Linked DNA regions of Homo sapiens: region 2 is linked to region 1. A link is a loop called in an ENCODE intact Hi-C map of the cell type or tissue named here. Cell type or tissue: gastrocnemius medialis. All regions are shown on one strand. Each heading gives the region's core, and the rest is flanking DNA. Links, peaks and the distances in the headings are about the cores only. Region 1 overlaps GTF2IRD1 (GTF2I repeat domain containing 1). Region 2 has its middle 25 kb from the start of GTF2IRD1.

The links. Peaks named below come from ENCODE experiments on the same cell type or tissue, not always from the same donor. Only the 100,000 strongest peaks of a DNase experiment are listed, where the experiment ranks them.
Region 2: a loop joins it to region 1, with 4 times the contacts of the local background. A loop is called at or near these places in 81 of 110 quality-filtered maps.

Annotation. Positions count from the first base shown.
Region 1 is chr7:74,549,042-74,557,364 of GRCh38, reverse strand. It overlaps GTF2IRD1 (GTF2I repeat domain containing 1), which reads right to left. Exons shown (of 27, transcript NM_005685.4): 18 at 2,142-2,191; 19 at 1,871-1,927. Among named protein-coding and RNA genes, the nearest start is that of WBSCR23, 21 kb to the right of the region's middle. In gastrocnemius medialis, for the core only: no CTCF peak of the experiment used is centred there; a DNase peak (open chromatin) is centred at 3,704; H3K27ac peaks cover 4,512 bases.
Region 2 is chr7:74,424,757-74,433,079 of GRCh38, reverse strand. No RefSeq gene overlaps it. Among named protein-coding and RNA genes, the nearest start is that of GTF2IRD1, 25 kb to the left of the region's middle. RefSeq lists an enhancer at 2,487-3,460. In gastrocnemius medialis, for the core only: no CTCF peak of the experiment used is centred there; DNase peaks (open chromatin) are centred at 1,669, 1,979, 3,489 and 4,079; H3K27ac peaks cover 2,008 bases.

The DNA of each region.
Region 1 (8,323 bases), core at 158-8,157:
GAGGGACACCATAGAGTACGGAGTCCTGTGCCCTGGGCTGGCAGGCAGGGGGCGGGGGCTTCATGAAGTCACTAGGGGGCTGGAGACAAGCGAGGGAATGGAAGCCCAGCTGATCTAGCAGATGGAGGAGGATGGGCAGTCCCCACAGACACAGGGGATGGGCCTGGCGGCTCCCAATGGAACCTCCACCTCCCAGGCTCAGGCGATTCTCCTGCTTCAGCCTTCTGAGTAGCTGGGACCACAGGCGTGCACCACCGCACCTGGCTAATTTCTTTTTTGTGTTTTTGGTAGAGATGGGGTTTCGCCATGTTGCCCAGGCTGGCCTCGAACCCCCAAGCTCAAGTGATCTGCCTGCCTCAGCCTCCAAAAGTGCTGGGATTACAGGCATGAGCCACCAAGACACCCTCACCCAGAAAGTGTTCATTAAAAACGCCCAAGTGTGACCGGGCGCGGCGGCTCATGCCTGTAACCCCAGCATTTTGGGAAGCTGAGGCAGGAGGATCACCTGAGGGCAGGAGTTGGAAACCAGCCTGGCCAATGTGGTGAAACCCTATCTCTACTAAAAATACAAAAATTAGCCAGGCATGGTGGTGCGTACCTGTAATCCCAGCTACTTGGGAGGCTGAGGCAAGAGAACCCCTTGAACCTGGGAGGTGGAGGTTGTAGTGAGCCAAGATCGCACCACTGCACTCCAGCCTGGGTGACAGAGCAAGACTCTGTCTCAAAAAAAAAAAAAAAAAAAAAGCTGGGTGCAGTGGTTCATGCCTGTAATCCCAACACTTTGGGAGGCTGAGGTGGGCAGATCATCTGAGGTCAGGAGCTCGAGACCAGCCTGTCCAACATGGTGAAACCCCGTCTCTACTAAAAAATACAAAAATTAGCCGGGTGTGGTGGCACGTGCCTATAATCCCAGCTACTTGGGAGCCTGAGGCAGGAGAATTGCTTGAACCCGGGAAGCGGAGGTTGCAGTGGGCTGAGATCACGCCATTGCACTCCAGCCTGGGCAACAAGAGTAAAACTCCATCCAAACAAACAAACAAAGACAAGTGCCAGCATGTGCTGGAGGGATCCCAGACCACCATCTCTCTCTCTCTCTCTCTTTCTTTTTTTTTTGAGACAGGGTCTTGCTCTGTCACCCAGGCTGGAGTGCAGTGGCATGATCTCGGCTCACTGCAATCTCCGCCTCCCAGGTTCAAGCGATTCTCCCGCCTTAGCCTCCCTAGTAGCTGGGATCACAGGTGCACGCCACCTCGCCCAACTAATTCTTGTATTTTTTTGGTAGACACGGGGTTTCACCATGTTGGCCAGGCTGGTCTTGAACTCCTGGCCTCAAGTGATCCACCTGCCTCGGCCGCCCAAAGTGCTGGGATTACAGGCGTGAGCCACTGCACTCGGCCTCTGATTTCTTTTCTTAAAAATAGACATAGAGACGGGTTCTATGTTGTCCAGGCTTGTCTCGAGCTCCCAGCCTCAAGCGATCCTCCCACCTTGACCTTCCCAAGTGCTGAGATTACAGGCGTGAGGTGCCGCGTCTGGCTCCTATTCTGATTTCAAAGCACTAAGACCACAGCTGATTGCTGAAAAAGGAGTGGGCGTGTCAGCTACCTCTGGGGGGTGGGGCAGGGAGGGGGCAGGCAGGCTCCTGGGCTCCCCCGACCGTCCACCTGTAGGCACCCCCTCTCCCCTGGAGTCTCTAACACAGAGCTGGCAGGGTACAGCCGGGCCTGGGCTGCCAACCTGGCTTGCCTGGTCCCTTAGGCCCTGAAGTTGGGGGCCAGCTCCTCCCCACTTCCAGCCTGGCCCTCCAAACCCAAACCAGGTCAATGTCCTGGTGCTGGGACAACAGACCTCCCCGTGAGCTCAACCTTACCTTGAAAGCCCTGTCTCTTCAGGCTCTCGTCCACCAGAGGGTCCCCGGAATCCCTCTCTGGGGGCAGGGCAGGGGGAGAGAAGCCAAGTGAGGAGGCAGTTCCTGGGACCCAAGATGGCATCGTTAGGGGAAACCCAATGTGGGGGTGTGGGGAGAATGCCAGGGCCAGGATGGGAGCAGGACAGAGGCAGCAGGAGGAGGGGCTGGTGGCAGAGGCCTGGGGCCCTCCCTTGCCCGCCCACACCATGGCTCCCGACCCCGCGCTGGGTACCTTGACTATCCATGATGGGCTCTTTGACTCCCTCAGTGAGCAGCTCGGGCCTGGAAAACACAAGCGAGGCTATCACAGAGGTCCCTCCAAGCATCTCTGGGACTGCTCAGCCCTCCTCTCTGGGCCTCAGTCTACACAGCCCTGCAATGGACCCTTCTGGCTATGCATAGTTCAGGCCTGGAGTCCCTGCCGCCCCACATGTGGAATCTGGGGGGCTGCGCTGGGCTTGAAGGATCCAGCTGGGAGTGAGACCCCCCCCAGTCCTGAACAGGTCCATCTGATATCTCACTCCTGCTCCAGGGACATTGCACGATTGTCACTGCCTGGGATTGGAGCAGGTGGCCTCAGGTGGCCTCCCGTGGAGCTGGTTTAAAGTGTAGAAACAAGGTCAGGTGCAGTAGCTCACGCCTGTAATCCCAGCATTTTGGGAGGCCGAGGAGGGCAGATCACTTGAGGTCAGGAGTCTGAGACCAGCCTGGCCAACATGGTGAAACCCGTCTCTACTAAAAATACAAAAATTAGCCAGGTGTGGTGGCAGGTGCCTATAATCCCAGCTACTTGGGAGGCTGAGGGAGGGGAATGGCTTGAACCCAGGAGGCAGAGGTTGCAGTGAACTGAGATAGCACCACTGCACTCCAGCCTGGGTGACAGAGTAAGACTCCGTCTCAAAATGAAAGAAAAGAGTAGAAACAGTCGGGGCCCACTACGAAGCAAGAACTCCAAGCTTCTGGAAAGGTCTGAGATCTACGGCTCACGTCTGAGAGCTGCTGTGTTACTGCAGTCGGAAGCACCAGTGACCAAGCCCAGCTCTGTATTATGCTAATGTCTTTAGCTCCACAGACTCCAGAAAGCCCTGTCCAGACATGAGTCAACCTTCTTTGTCATACAGCACTGCTTCTGAAGGCCCCATCTTCAGCACAACTTGTCCTGTTAGAGCAAGCCTGTTGTGGGGCTGGGGTTTGTGGTGGGTAGAGGACACTGGGAAAATCATGCTGGCCAGAAGGGGGCTGTCGGGGGATGGCAGGGTAGGCCATGGAGCAGAGAGGTAATGAGCTCTCTGGAGAGGTAATGGGCCTGGAGAGGTAATGAGCTCTCTGTCACAGGGGTAATCAAGCAGCAACTCCGAGGAGTCTCTGCCTGGGAGTGAGCCCAAAGGCCAAACTCTCAGGGAGGGCACCCCTGGGGTCCCCAGTAGATGAGGATTTGGTGCCCGCTCTGGCGGTGGGCATCTCTTAGGCTTCTGTACAGTGCCAGGCACAGAGCTGGGGTCACGGGGCCAGGGCTGGGAGGGGAAGCATAGCCCTGCCTTGAACCACAGTCTCAGGAGCTAGAAAAGGCTTCGGACTGCATTTAGGCCCCTCCTCTTTATGGGAGAACTCAGGTTCTGAAAGGGGAAGTGACTTCCCAGCAGTAAACTTAGAGAGGCAGAAGCTGGGCAGAGCCCCTGAGTCCCAGGCCAGAGTAGCGACAGTGCTTCCCCTTAAATAGCACAGCCGGCTGCCAAGGCCACAGGGAGTAACAGGAGGAGCTGGCCTCAAACCCACCAGACGGCCTCTCCCGTCGGCCACTGCACTGACCTGTCTCCCTTTCCAAATGACAGGTGGAGAAAGCCATCGTGACTTTAAAAAGTGCTCAAGGCTGGGCATGGTGGCTCAACCTGTAATCCCAGCACTTTGGGAGGCTGAGGCAGGGGCATCGCTTTGAGCCCAGGAGTTGGAGACCAGCTTGGGCAACATAGCGAGACCCCTTCTCTACAAAAAATGTAAAAATTAGCCAGGTGTGGTGGCGTGCCCCTGCAGTCCCAGCTACTCAGGAGGCTGAAGCAGGATTGCTTGAGCCCAGGAGTTTAAGGCTGCAGTGAGTTATGATTGTGCCACTACACTCCAGCCTGGGCTAAAGAAAGACTTGTCTCTTAAAACAAATGCTCATGGCCAGGCATGGTGGCTCACGCCTGTAATCCCAGTTACTCGGGAGGCTGAGGCAGGAGAATCGTTTAAACCTGGAAGGTGGAGGCTACAGTGAGCCGAGACAGCACCACTGTACTCCAGCCTGGAGTGAGACTCTGTCTCAAAAAAAACCCACAAAAGGCCAGGCATGGTGGCTCACGCCTCTAATCCCAGCACTTTGGGAGGTCAAGGTGGATGGATCACTTAAGGTTAGGAGTTCGAGACCAGCCTGACCAACATGGTGAAACACCGTCTCTACTAAAAATACAAAATTTAGCCAGGTGTAGTGACATGCGCCTGTTATCCCAGCTACTCAGGAGGCTGAGGCCGGGGAATCGCTGGAACCCGGGAGGCGGAGGTTGCAGTAAGCTGAGATGGTGCCACTGCACTCCAGCCTGGGCAATAGAGTGAGTGAGACTCTGTCTCAAAAAATAGAAAACAAACAAACAACAACAAAAAAACCAACCCACAAAAAACAAAAAACCAATGCTCATGAGCACAAGGTGTCTCTGCACAAAGCCATAAAAAATGTCATTCATGAGGACTTGCTGTTGAATTGGCACCTGACCTCAAGCTGCCCGGGTGCCCCTAGTTTATGGTTTGAGGGAATAGGCATAGAAAGCAAAAACAAAAATAAAAACAAACCAGAATGAGACACTGTCTCTTAAGACTTTTTAAAAAATAAAATAAAATTCAAACTCTTTAAGCTGGCCCAAAATCCATGTGATCTGGCTCCTGCTACCTTTTTATTTATTTATTTTGAGAGAGAGTTTTGCTCTTGTCGCCCAGGCTGGAGTGCAGGGGCGCGATCTCAGCTCACTGCAACCTCTGTCTCCTGGGTTTAAGCAATTCTCCTGCCTCAGTCTCCTGAGTAGCTGGAATTACAGGACCCCCTCACCATGCCTGGCTAATTTTTGAATTTTTAGAAATGGGGTGTCACCATGTTGGGCAGGCTGGTCTCGAACTTCTGACCTCAGGTGATACACCCTCCTCAACCCCCACAAAGTGCTGGGATTACAGGCGTGAGCCACCTCTCCTGGCCTATTTTTCTTTTTTATAGAGATAGGGTCTCACCATGTTGCCTAGGCTGGTCACAAACTCCTGAGCTCAAGCAATCCTCCTGCCTCAGCCTCCCAAAATGCTAGGATTACAGGCGTGGGCCACACGCCTGGTCCCCTGCTACCTCTTGGGCCTCAACCTCACCATCCTTCCCTCACTCACCCTGTACCAGCTGCAAGGGCACCTTGCAAGCTTTCAAACACCCAAGCACGTTGTTGCCTCAGGGACTTTGCATGACTTTTTCTCTGTCCCAACAGTCTTTATTTTTATTTATTTATTTTTTGAGACAGAGTCTCCCTCTGTCACCCAGGCTGAAGTGCAATGGCACAATCTCGGCTCACTGCAACCTCCACCTCCCAGGTTCAAGTGATTCTCCTGCCTCAGCCTCCCGAGTAGCTGGGATTACAGGCACACGCCACCACACCCGGCTAATTTTTGCATTTTTAGTAGAGACGGGGTTTCACTATGTTGGTCAGGCTGGTCTCGAACTCTTGACCTCGTGATCTGCCTGCCTCAGCCTCCCAAAGTGCTGGGATTACAGGTGTGAGCCACCACGCCTGGCCTGCTCCCACACTCTTTATGCACCTGGCTGGCCCTCTCCCTTCATTGGGTCACCGCTTCAATGTCACCTTCTTATCCAGGTTCCTCCTGTCCCTCTCTCCCCCTCACTCTGCATTATATCCTGTCACAGCAGTTATCTCTACCTGACATGACATTTTGATTTTGTCTGGGTGACATCGGCAACTCCAGGGCAGGACTTGGTGGCATTTACTGCTGGGCTGCAAGCCCGGGACCTGGCAGGCATCCAGGATGGTTTTTTAGTTTGTTTGTCTCTTTGTGTTTTATTTATTTATAAACCCTATATTTATTTATTTTGAGAAGGAGTCTCGCTCTGTCGCCCAGGCTGGAGTGCAGTGATGTGATCTCAGCTCACTGCAACCTCCACCTCCCAGGTTCAAGTGATTCTTGAGCCTCAGCCACCCGAGGAGCTCGGACTACAGGTGTGCACCACCACGCCCAGCTAATTTGTGGTACTTTTAGTAGAGATGGTGTTTCACCATGTTGGCCAGGCTGATTTCAAACTCTGGAACTCAAGTGATCCATCTGCCTTGGCCTCTCAAAGTGCTGGGATTACAGATGTGAGCCACCATGCCCCGGCCTCTCTTTGTATTTTTAAAGGGACGAGGTCTTGCTCTGTCACCCAGACTGGAGTGCAGTAATGCCATCATAGCTCACTGCAGCCTGGACCCTCTGTGCTTAAGCTATTCTTCCGCCTTCCGCCTCAGCCTCCCAAGTATCTGGGACTACAGACACACACCACTGCACCTGGCTAATTTTTTAATTTTAAAAATAAAATAGAGATGGGGTTGCTATGTTGACCAGACTGGTCTCGAACTCCTGGCCTCAAGCGACCCTCCTGTTTTGTCCTCTCAAAGTGCTGGGATTACAGGTGTGAGAATTTTTAAAATTTTTTGTAGAGATGGGGTCTTGATACATTGCCCAGGCTGCTCTCAAATTCCTGGGCTCAAGCGATCCTCCTATCTGGGCCTCCCAAGGTGTTGGGATTACAGGCGTGAGCCATCACGCCTGGACGGAATGTATTTTTAAAAAAATTAAAAAAAAAAAATTTTCGAGACAGGGTCTTACTCTGTCACCCAGGCTAGAGTGCAGTGGTGCAATCAGGGCTCACTGCAGCCTCGACCTCCTGGCTCAAGCGATCCTCCCACCTCAGCCTCCCAAGTAGCTGGGACTACAGGTGCACACCACCAAGCCTGGCTAATTTTTTTTTTTCCCTAGAGATGGGGTTTCACACATTGCTCAGGCTGAGAATTTGTTGAAAGAAGCCCTCCTTCAACCAGTACAGTACTATACATGTATATAGTAGAGCCAATTACTGTACTATAATTACACATATTCTCTTGTGAATCTTTATTTCCCTGTTTTCACACATCTGATGGGCTATATGTCTATCATGAGTTTATCCTTAAACCACCTGAAATGTGATCTTCCCTTTTTATTTTTTTGAGACAAGAGTGTTACTGTCCCCCAGGCTGAAATGCAGGAGTGCGATCTCGGCTCACTGCAACCTCTGCCTCTCGGGTTCAAGTGATTCTCCTCTTTGCCTCTTGAGTAGCTGGGATTACAGGTGCATGCCACCATGCCTGGCTAATTTTTTTTTTTGAGATGGAGTTTTGCTCTTGTTGCCCAGGCTGGAGTGCAACGGCGTGATCTCGGCTCACTGCAACTTCTGCCTCCTGGGTTCAAGCCAATTCTCCTGCCTCAGCCTCCAGAGTAGCTGGGATTACAGGCACCTGCTACCACGCCCGGCTAATTTTGTATTTTTTAGTAGAGATGGGGTTTCTCCATAGTGGTCAGACTGGTCTCAAACTCCCAACCTCAGGTGATCTGCCTAACTCGGCCTTTCAAAGTGCTGGGATTACAGGCGTGAGCCACCGCACCCGGCCTTAATTTTTGTATTTTCAGTAGTCCTGATCTCAAGTGATCTGCCCACCTCAGCCTCCCAAAGTGCTGGGATTACAGGCATGAGCCACCATGCCTGGCTCAATCTTCCTTTTAATATGCCCAGACACACCGGGCATGTGGCTGCATTCATCCTGGCCTGCTGAAGCCTTTGCTTCTACTGCACGAATCATGACTCTTGCTCTCCAGCCCTGTTGCATAGCTTTTTGCTATCTGCTCTTTGTGTGTCATGGAGCAGCAGCCTCCCTCCTGGCACAGAGCAGGCCCTGCAGTAGAGCTCCCTGTCCCAGCGGATCTCCTCGCCACTGTATGAAAAATGACGCTGTGAGTCTCCCAGTTTGAGAACTATCTATTCTCCTGGAGGAACAAACCCTTAAGAGTCTCTTCTTTCTTGCCACTTTCAACCAAACCAAGCCTATTTTTTTTTTTTTTTTTGAGACAGAGTCTTGCTCTGTTGCCCAGGCTGGAGTGTCGTGGTACGATCTCAGCTCAGTGCAACCTCCGCCTCCCGGGTTCAAGTGATTCTTGTGCCTCAGTCTCCTGATGACAGGGAGATTACAGCTGGGATTACAGGTGTGAGCCACCACACCTGGCTAATCTGTGTATTTTTAGTAGAGATGGGATCTCACCATGTTGGCCAGGCTGGTCTCGAACTCCTGACCTCAAGTGATCTGCCTACCTTGGCCTCCCAAATGC
Region 2 (8,323 bases), core at 312-8,311, 120 kb after region 1:
CTTGACATCATGATTTTGAAAAAAATTGCTATTTGCCATTTAATGTCGTTCTTAATACAGAAACATTAAAATGCTAAATGATTAGTCTTTTACTATTTCATTCTTTACCATTTATCTTTATATCGTTCAATGCTGGCTTTAAATGTAGCTATAAGAGCATTTTACTCGTGAGCAGAATCGCCGAATCTACACAATTCATATTGTGCCTCATGTGCAAATAATGTGTTTCTTTCTTTTTTTTTTTTTTGGAGACAGAGTCTGGCTCTGTCACACAGGCTCCCTCTGCCTCCCAGGTTCAAGTGATTCTCCTGCCTCGGCCTCCTGAGTAGCTGGGACTACAAGCGTGTGCCTCCATGCCCAGCTAATTTTTGTATTTTTAGTAGAGACGGGGTTTCACCATGTTGGCCAGTCTGGTCTTGAACTCCTGACCTCAGGTGATCCACCTGCCTCAGCCTCCCAAAGGGCTGGGATTATAGGCTTGAGCCACCGTGCCCTGCTCAGTTTTATTTTTATTTTTTTAGAGACGGAGTCTCACTTTGTCGCCCAGGCTGGAGTGCAGTGGCATACTCTCAGCTCACTGTAACCTCTGCCTCCCAGGTTCAAGCAATTTTCGTGCCTCAGCCTCCCGAGTAGCTGGGATTACAGGTGTGCGCCACTACGCATGACTAATTTTTTTGTATGTTTAGTAGAGATGGGGGTTTCACATGGTGGCCAGGCTGGTCTCAAACTCCTGACCTCAGGTGATCCATCTGCCTCAGCCTCCCAAAGTGCTTGGATTACAGGCATGAGACACTGCGCCCGGCCAAGTTCTGGTTTGAATAGAAACTTAGGGCCTTCAGGCCAATCACAGTGGCTCATGCCTGTAATCCCAGCACTTTGAGAGGCTGAGGTGGGAGGGTCGCTTCAGGCCAGGAGTTTGAGACCAGCCTTGGCACCATAGAGAGACCCCATCTGTACAAAATATACAAAAAATTAGCTGAGTGTGGTGGCATGTGCCTGTAGAACCAGCTGCTCAGGAGGCTGAGATTCGAGGATCACTTGAGCCCAGGAGTTCAAGTCTGCAGTGAGCCATGATCGCGCCACTGCTCTCCAGCCTAGGTGACAGAGCAAGACCGTATCTCAATAATAATAATAATAAATAAATAAATAAAAATTAAAAGTAAGGTCTTCAAGGCTGTCAATGGCCTCTTTTTTTTTTCAGTTTGTTTTTTTGAGACAGAGTCTCACCCTGTAGTGCAGTGGCACGATCTCAGCTTACTGCAACCTCCACCTCCTGGATTCAAGCAATTCTTGTGCCTCAGGCTCCCAAGTAGCTGGGATTATAGGTGCGCACCACCACCCCTGGCTAATTTTTGTATTTTTAGTAGAGAAGGGGTTTCGTCATGTTGGCCAGGCTGGTTTTGAACTCCTGACCTCAAGTGATCCCCCACCTTGGCCTCCCAAGGTGCTGGCATTACAGGCATGGATGGCCTCTTGATAGAACGTGTTTACTTAATACCTGTTTTGAGTCACAGGCCCAAGCTTCTGCATTAGGAGCCTGTTTGCTGTCCCTCTCCTCTTCCTGCCTGGAAATCAAGCGGCTGCCCCACTCCTGCTACTTATAAGCTGTGCCACCTCGGGTGGCCACCTCCCCTCTCAGAGCCTCAGTTCCCCGGAGTGATAGCAGTGGTTGCTGAGGGCTGCCTGACCCCCTTGTGAGCTTGCCGTCTGTCAGGCCACAGAAGCAGAGTCCTCTCCCCTCCGCCACTTTGCCACACTTGGGGACGTTTAGGGAACTATGGGTGCTCAGGGTCCTGTAGGTGGCACTGGCCCTGGCCCTGGGGCAGCCCGGCCCCCTTTCTGGGGTGGGGTGATGGCTTGAATCCCAAAGTGTATTTTTTTTTCCTACCCAGCTGGAGTTTCCGCTGACACAGCCGTGTTTTCAGCGCTGGCATTGTGCTTGTATTTAGGTCAGGCCTATTTTAATGCCGCTGGGGACTTGTGCCGGGCTGAGACCGCCTTCCAGGGTTGACACAGAGGAGTGCTGGGCTGCTGAGGGTTTGGAGAGGATGGATGGATGAAGGGAGGAGGGAGGCAGGTGAGGAGGGAGACAGGAAGTGGCAGGTGGCCTTGACCCCCAAATCCTGGCCTATCTGGGGCCCCTACACCCTCTCCCTTTCTATTTTCTTTCTTTTTTTTTTTTTGAGACAGAATCTCAGTCTGTCACCCAGGCTGGAGCGCAGTGGCGCAATCTCGGCTCACTGCAACCTCCTCCTCCCGGGTCCACACGATTCTCCTGCTTCAGCCTCCCGAGTAGCTGGGATTACAAGCGCCCACCACTATGCCTGGCTAATTTTTTTTTTTTTTTTGTATTTTTAGTAGAGATGAGGTTTTACCACATCAGCCAGGCTGGTCTCAAACTCCTGACCTCAGGTGATTCACCCGCCTCGGCTTCCCAAAGTGCTGGGATTTCAGGCGTGGGCCATCACACCCGGCCACACCCCTCCCTTTCTGGCAAGGATCCCCACCCCAACATATACACACTTAGTCTGGTGGGAGGAGAGTCCTACACTGGGCCTCAGGGGACATGGTCGACATTCCTCCAATGTGTGATTTTGCAAGTGATGCTCTCTCCTGCCTCGGTTTCCCCATTTGTCCAAGGAAGGGTTGCTTTGATGACGCAGCCCAGCTCCTCTGGGACTTTGAGAGCACAGGCTGCCAGGCATGGTGGCTCACACCTGTAATCCCAGCACTTTGGGAGGCTTCTGAAGCGGGAGGACTGCTTGAGGCCAGGAGTTTGAGACCACCCTGCACCACATAGCGAGACCCCATCTCTACTAAGAAATTAGCTGGGCATGGCCGGGCATAGTGGCTCATGCCTGTAATCCCAGCAATTTGGGAGGCCAAGGTGGGCAGATCACCTGAGGTAAGGAGTTCGAGACCAGCCTGCTCAATATGGCATCACCCTGTCTCCACTAAAAATACAAAAAATTAGCAGGGCATGGTGGTGGGTGCCTGTAATCCCAGCTACTCGGAAGGCTGAGGCAGGAGAATCACTTGAACCCAGGAGGTGGAGGTTGCAGTGAGCCAAGATCGTACCAGTGCACTCCAGCCTGGGCAACAAGAGTGAAATTCCATCTCAAAAAAAAAAAATTAGCCAGGCGTGATGGCATGTCGTTGTAGTCCCAGCTACTCGGGAGGTGGAGGCAGGAGAATCGCTTGAGCCCAGGAGTTCGAGGCTGTAGTGAGCTGTGATTGTGCCACTGCACTCCAGCCTGGGTGACAGAGCAAGATCCTGTCCTAAAAAATAAATAAATAAATATAACAAAAATAAAAAGAGCCCAGGCTGGTATCCCAGCACTGCCCCTTGCCAGCTGTGTGACCCCATCAAATTACAAAACCTCTCTGTACCCTAATGCCCTTAGCTGCAAAATGGGGATAAAAATAGAATCCATTTCACAAGGCTTTCGGGAGTGAGATGACATCAGGCATGTAGCAATGGTATGTGGCCCCCTGCTTGGAACTCGGGAAGTGCTGGTTGAGAAGCATTTAGTGGCATCGGTGTTATTTTCATCACAATTCGTCCTCCCCAAGGTGCCCCGCGCCTGCCCAGCCCGTGCTCAGCCCAGGGCCCAGAGCCGAGGAGCCCGGGTGCTCATTGATATTCTGGCCACCAGCATCCTTACCGGGCCTGAGTAAACCTAACCCGCGTCTATCGCCAGATCTGGTAATTAATACCCTTGACGGTTTTTATTGGAATGAAGCAGGATCTGTGCATGACTTGGTTTTTAATTAATAACCAGCCTCCCTCCACACGTCCCTCCCGTCCCCCAAGTGCCCTTGAGGACAGGATGAGGTGTGGGCAGGGGCGGGGGGGCAAGTCACCAGGGCCTGGTTCAGTTGTCTCTGAAGGGGAGGTGCAGGGCAGGGCACAGGGAGGCAGCCCTGGGGTCATTTGCCATCAGATGCCCCAGACATTGGGCAGGATGGAGGAGCTGGTTCTCAGCTGGGCTAGGTCCAGTGATGTTCTGAACACAGCTTCTGACCTCAGGGAACACGTAGTCTAAGACATCCAAACCCACAGACACCTAAATCCCAAGAGCATGTGCTACAGGAGAAGCCTCTGGAAGGTGCTGGAGAAACAGCAAACCCAGGGCAGGCGCAGTGGCTCACATCTGTAATCCCCACATCTTGGGAGGCCGAGGTGGGTGAATCACTTGAGGTCGGGTGTTCGACACCAGCTTGGCCAACATGGTGAAAACCTGTTTCTACTAAAAATACAAAATATATATGTATATAAAATAAAAAATAATTAGCTGGGCATGGTGGTGCATGCCTGTGATCCCAGCTACTCGGCAGGCTGAGGCAGGAGAGTCACTTGAACCCGGGAGGCAGAAGTTGCAGTGAGCCGAGATAGCGCCACTGCACTCTAGCCTGGGTGACAGAGTGAGACTCTGTCTCAAAATAAATAAATAAATAAATATATATATATATATATATATATATATATATATATATAAATTAGCCAGGTATGGTGGTGCATGCCTGTAATTCCAGCCACTTGGGAGGCTGAGGCAGGAGAATTGCTTGAACCCGGGAGGTGGAGGTTGCAGTGAGCCAAGACTGCACCACTGCACTCCAGACTGGGTGACAGAGCGAGACTCCATCTAAAAAACAACAGAAAAAAAAAAAAAAAACCAAAGCCAGGCAACCAGCTTGGCCTGGAGACATCAGAAAGTGCCTTTGAGCCGGGGCTTGAAAGATGATGTCGCTGTTCTGGTGACAAAGAGGAGCTGATGTTCTAGGCGGCAGGAATGGCCTGTGCTAAGGCTCAGAGTCAGGGTGAGGCTGGGGGATCCGAAGGGAGGTGCTGGCAGATGGAGCTCCTGGTAACAGTGAGATGTGGTAGGAGATGAGACTAAGAGACCCAGCAGGACAGGCCTTAAGTGCAGGACTAAGAGGCCTGGCTTTATCCTGAGGGCAATGGGGAGCCTTAGCAGGTTATATACAGAGTATTGACATGGTCATATCTGATTAAAAAAATGTTTTAAATATTTTTATATGAGACAGGGCCTTGTTCTGTCACCCGGGCTGGATGCAGTGGTGTGATCTCAGCTCATTGAAGCCTCCACCTCCTAGGCTCAAGTGATCCTCTGGCCTCAGACTCCCGAGTAGCTGAGAATACACATACTTACTACCACACCCGGCTAATTGTTGTATTTTATTTTGTAGAGACCGGGGGTCTCTGTTGCCCAGGCTGGTCTTGAATTCCTGGGCTCAAGTGATCCTCCCGAAGTGCTGGGATTACAGGTGTCAGCTACCAATCTGATTGTTAGATTTGTTGCTTGGGTGTCCACAATGTGAAAGGGCCGTACCGCAGGAACTAGAGCGGGCAGGAGTGCAGTGGGGGTCACAGACTGTTAGAGCCAGGGTCCATGCTCAGGCTGCAAGGCCTGATGACCCTTCAGGGGCCCAGGAGCCTGGACCTCATAGGACAAAGGGCCTGGCATCCTCTCTCCAATCCCAAACTTAACTCCTTCCTCTAGACATTTTTTTTTTTGAGACAGAGTCTCGCTCTGTTGCCCAGGCTGGAGTACAGTGGCACAATCTCAGCTCACCGCAACCTCTGCCTCCCGGATTCAAGTGATTCTCCCGCCTCAGCCTCCTGAGTAGCCTCCTGAATAGCTGGGATTACAGGCACGCACCACCACGCCCAGCTAATTTTTAGGAGGGACAGGGTTTTGCCCAGGCTGGTCTCGAACTCCCAGGTTCAAGCGATCCACCCACCTCTGTCTCCCAAAGTGCTGCGATTACAGGCGTGAGCCACCGCGCCCAGCCCCTCTTGCTATTTTTAACGTAGCCACCTTGTTGAGGTCCAAATGAGCATTTCCAATCCAGGCTCCTTTGCATAATTTCCCTCAATTAACATTTCTGAGGTGCCAAAGAAGACAGCAACCCCCACCTCCCCAGGTTGGGACCCCCCCACCTCCCCGCCACCAACCCTGGGAGAAACCCAGCTTCTCAGGAGAAGGGCACACTCCCTTCGTTCCGGAGGCTCAGTCGCAGGCACAGCTTGTGGAGCCTGATTGAGCCCAGGAAAATTGCTTGAACCCGGGAGGTGGAGGGTGCAGTGAGCTGAGATCTCGCCACTGCACTCCCACCTGGGCAAAAGAGCAAGACTCTGTCTCAAAAAAGAAAAAAAAAAACAAAAACAGCAAAGCCAGAAGCAACCAGCTTGGCCTGGAGGCACCAGAAAGGGCCTTTGAGCCAGGGCTTGAAAGATGATGTAAAGCCAGGCGCGGTGGCTCACGCCTGTAATCCCAGCACTTTGGGAGACTGAGGTGGGTGGATCACGAGGTCAGGAGTTCGAGACCAGCCTGGCCAATATGGCGAAACCCCATCTCTACTATAAATACAAAAAAAATTAGCCAGGCGTGGTGGTGCGTGCCTGTAGTCCCAGCTACTCAGGAGGCTGAGGCAGGAGAATTGCTTGAACCTGGGAGGCAGAGGTTGCAGTGAGCCTAGATTGCGCCACTGTACTCTAGCCGGGGCAACAGAGTGAGACACTGTCTCAAAAAAAAAAAAAAGAAAGTTGATGTAGCTGTCCCGGTGACCTTTGCCTCTCTGGGCCTCCGTTTCCCTATCAGTGAATTAAGGGGGCTGGGTGGTGTGATCACTACAGAGCTTTGCTCACTTCTGGCTCAGAAACCACACATGATCTCCTTAGCCCCACAACAAATGTGTAAGGGTAAAGTGCATGATGAGCACATTTAACAGATGAGGACATGGAGACTCAGAGAAGGGGAGACATTTGCCCAAGGCCATTCAGGGCTTCAGTGCTGGAATTAGACCTGGTCCCTGTATCTCACACAGCAGGATCATGTAGGCTTTACGAGCTCCTGGAGTATTTGGGGAAAGCAGATCCTCACGGGAGTACAAGAAGAGGAAAAGTGGGGCAAGCCAGGGCCATGGTCCCTGAGGGCTGGGGCCACCAGGAAACATTTCCATTCTGTTCTCCAGATGTCAGCCTCAACCTGCCTCCTCCAGGAAGTCATCCTAGATTTCTTGCTTCTCTGAGCTACTTCCTCCCTTCCTGTCTCCATTGACCACATGACTTGAGCCTCTCAGATGGTTCCCTTCTCCTAGGAAGCTCCCATCTCCCTCCCTGGACTGTGGCTTCATCAAGAGTTAGTATGGAGGCTGGGCGCAGTGGCTCACGCCTGTAATCCCAGCACTTTGGGAAGCCAAGGTGGGAGGATTGCTTGAGCCCAGGAGTTCCAGACCAGCCTGGGCAACATAGCGAGACCCTCATCTCAATTAAAAGAAAAAAAAAAAAAGAAGTTGCCGGGCACGGCAGCTCACTCCTGTAATCCCAGCACTTTGGGAGGCCGAGGCGGGTAGATCGCTTGAGGTCAGGAGTTCGCGACCAGCCTGGCCAACATGGTGAAACCCCGTCTCTACAAAAAAAATCAGCTGGGCATGGTGATGCATGCCTGTAATCTCAGCTACTCGGGAGGCTGAGGCACAAGAATTGCTTGAACTTGAGAGGTGGAGTTTGCAGTGAGCTGAGATCGAGCCACTGCACTCCAGCCTGGGTGACAAAGTGAGACTCCGTTTCAAGAAAAAAAACAAAAAAGAGTTAGGATGGACTTCCTTCCTTCCTTCCTTCCTTCCTTTCCTCCCTTCCTTCCTTCTTCCTCCCTCCCTCCTTCCCTCTTTCCCTCCCTCCCTCTTTTTTTTCTTCTCTCTCTCTCTTTTTCTTGACAAAGTCTTGCTCTGTCACCCAGGCTGTAGTGCAGTGGTGCAATCTCAGCTCACTGCAGCCTCGACCTCCTAGGTTCAAGTGATCCTCCCACCTCGGCCTCCCAAGTAGCTGGGACTAGTGGTGGACATCACCATGCACACCTAATTTTTTATTTTTTGTAGATACGGGTCTCACTATGTTGCCCAGGCTGGTCTCAAACTCCAGGCCTCAAGTGATCCTCTCACTTTGGCCTCCCAAAGTGCTTGGATGACAGGTTTAAGCCATTGCACCCAGCCATGTCCCTTTCTTTCTCAGCCCCTGTGCCTCCTAGTCCCATATGTGGCCTGGCACAGAGCTGGGCAAACAGGACTGGCTGTCCCTGAATACCTGCATTTCCTTTTTTAAAAAAATTATTATTATCATTATTATTATTTAGATACAGGGTCTTGCTATGTTGCCCAGGCTGGTGTCAAACTCCTGAACTCAAGCGATCCTCCCATCTCAGCCTCCCAAAGTGCTGGGATTACAGATTATAGGGGGACCTTAATAACTCCACATGTGCTGGACACAGGCATGATGCCTGGCCAGTGGGCGCTGACA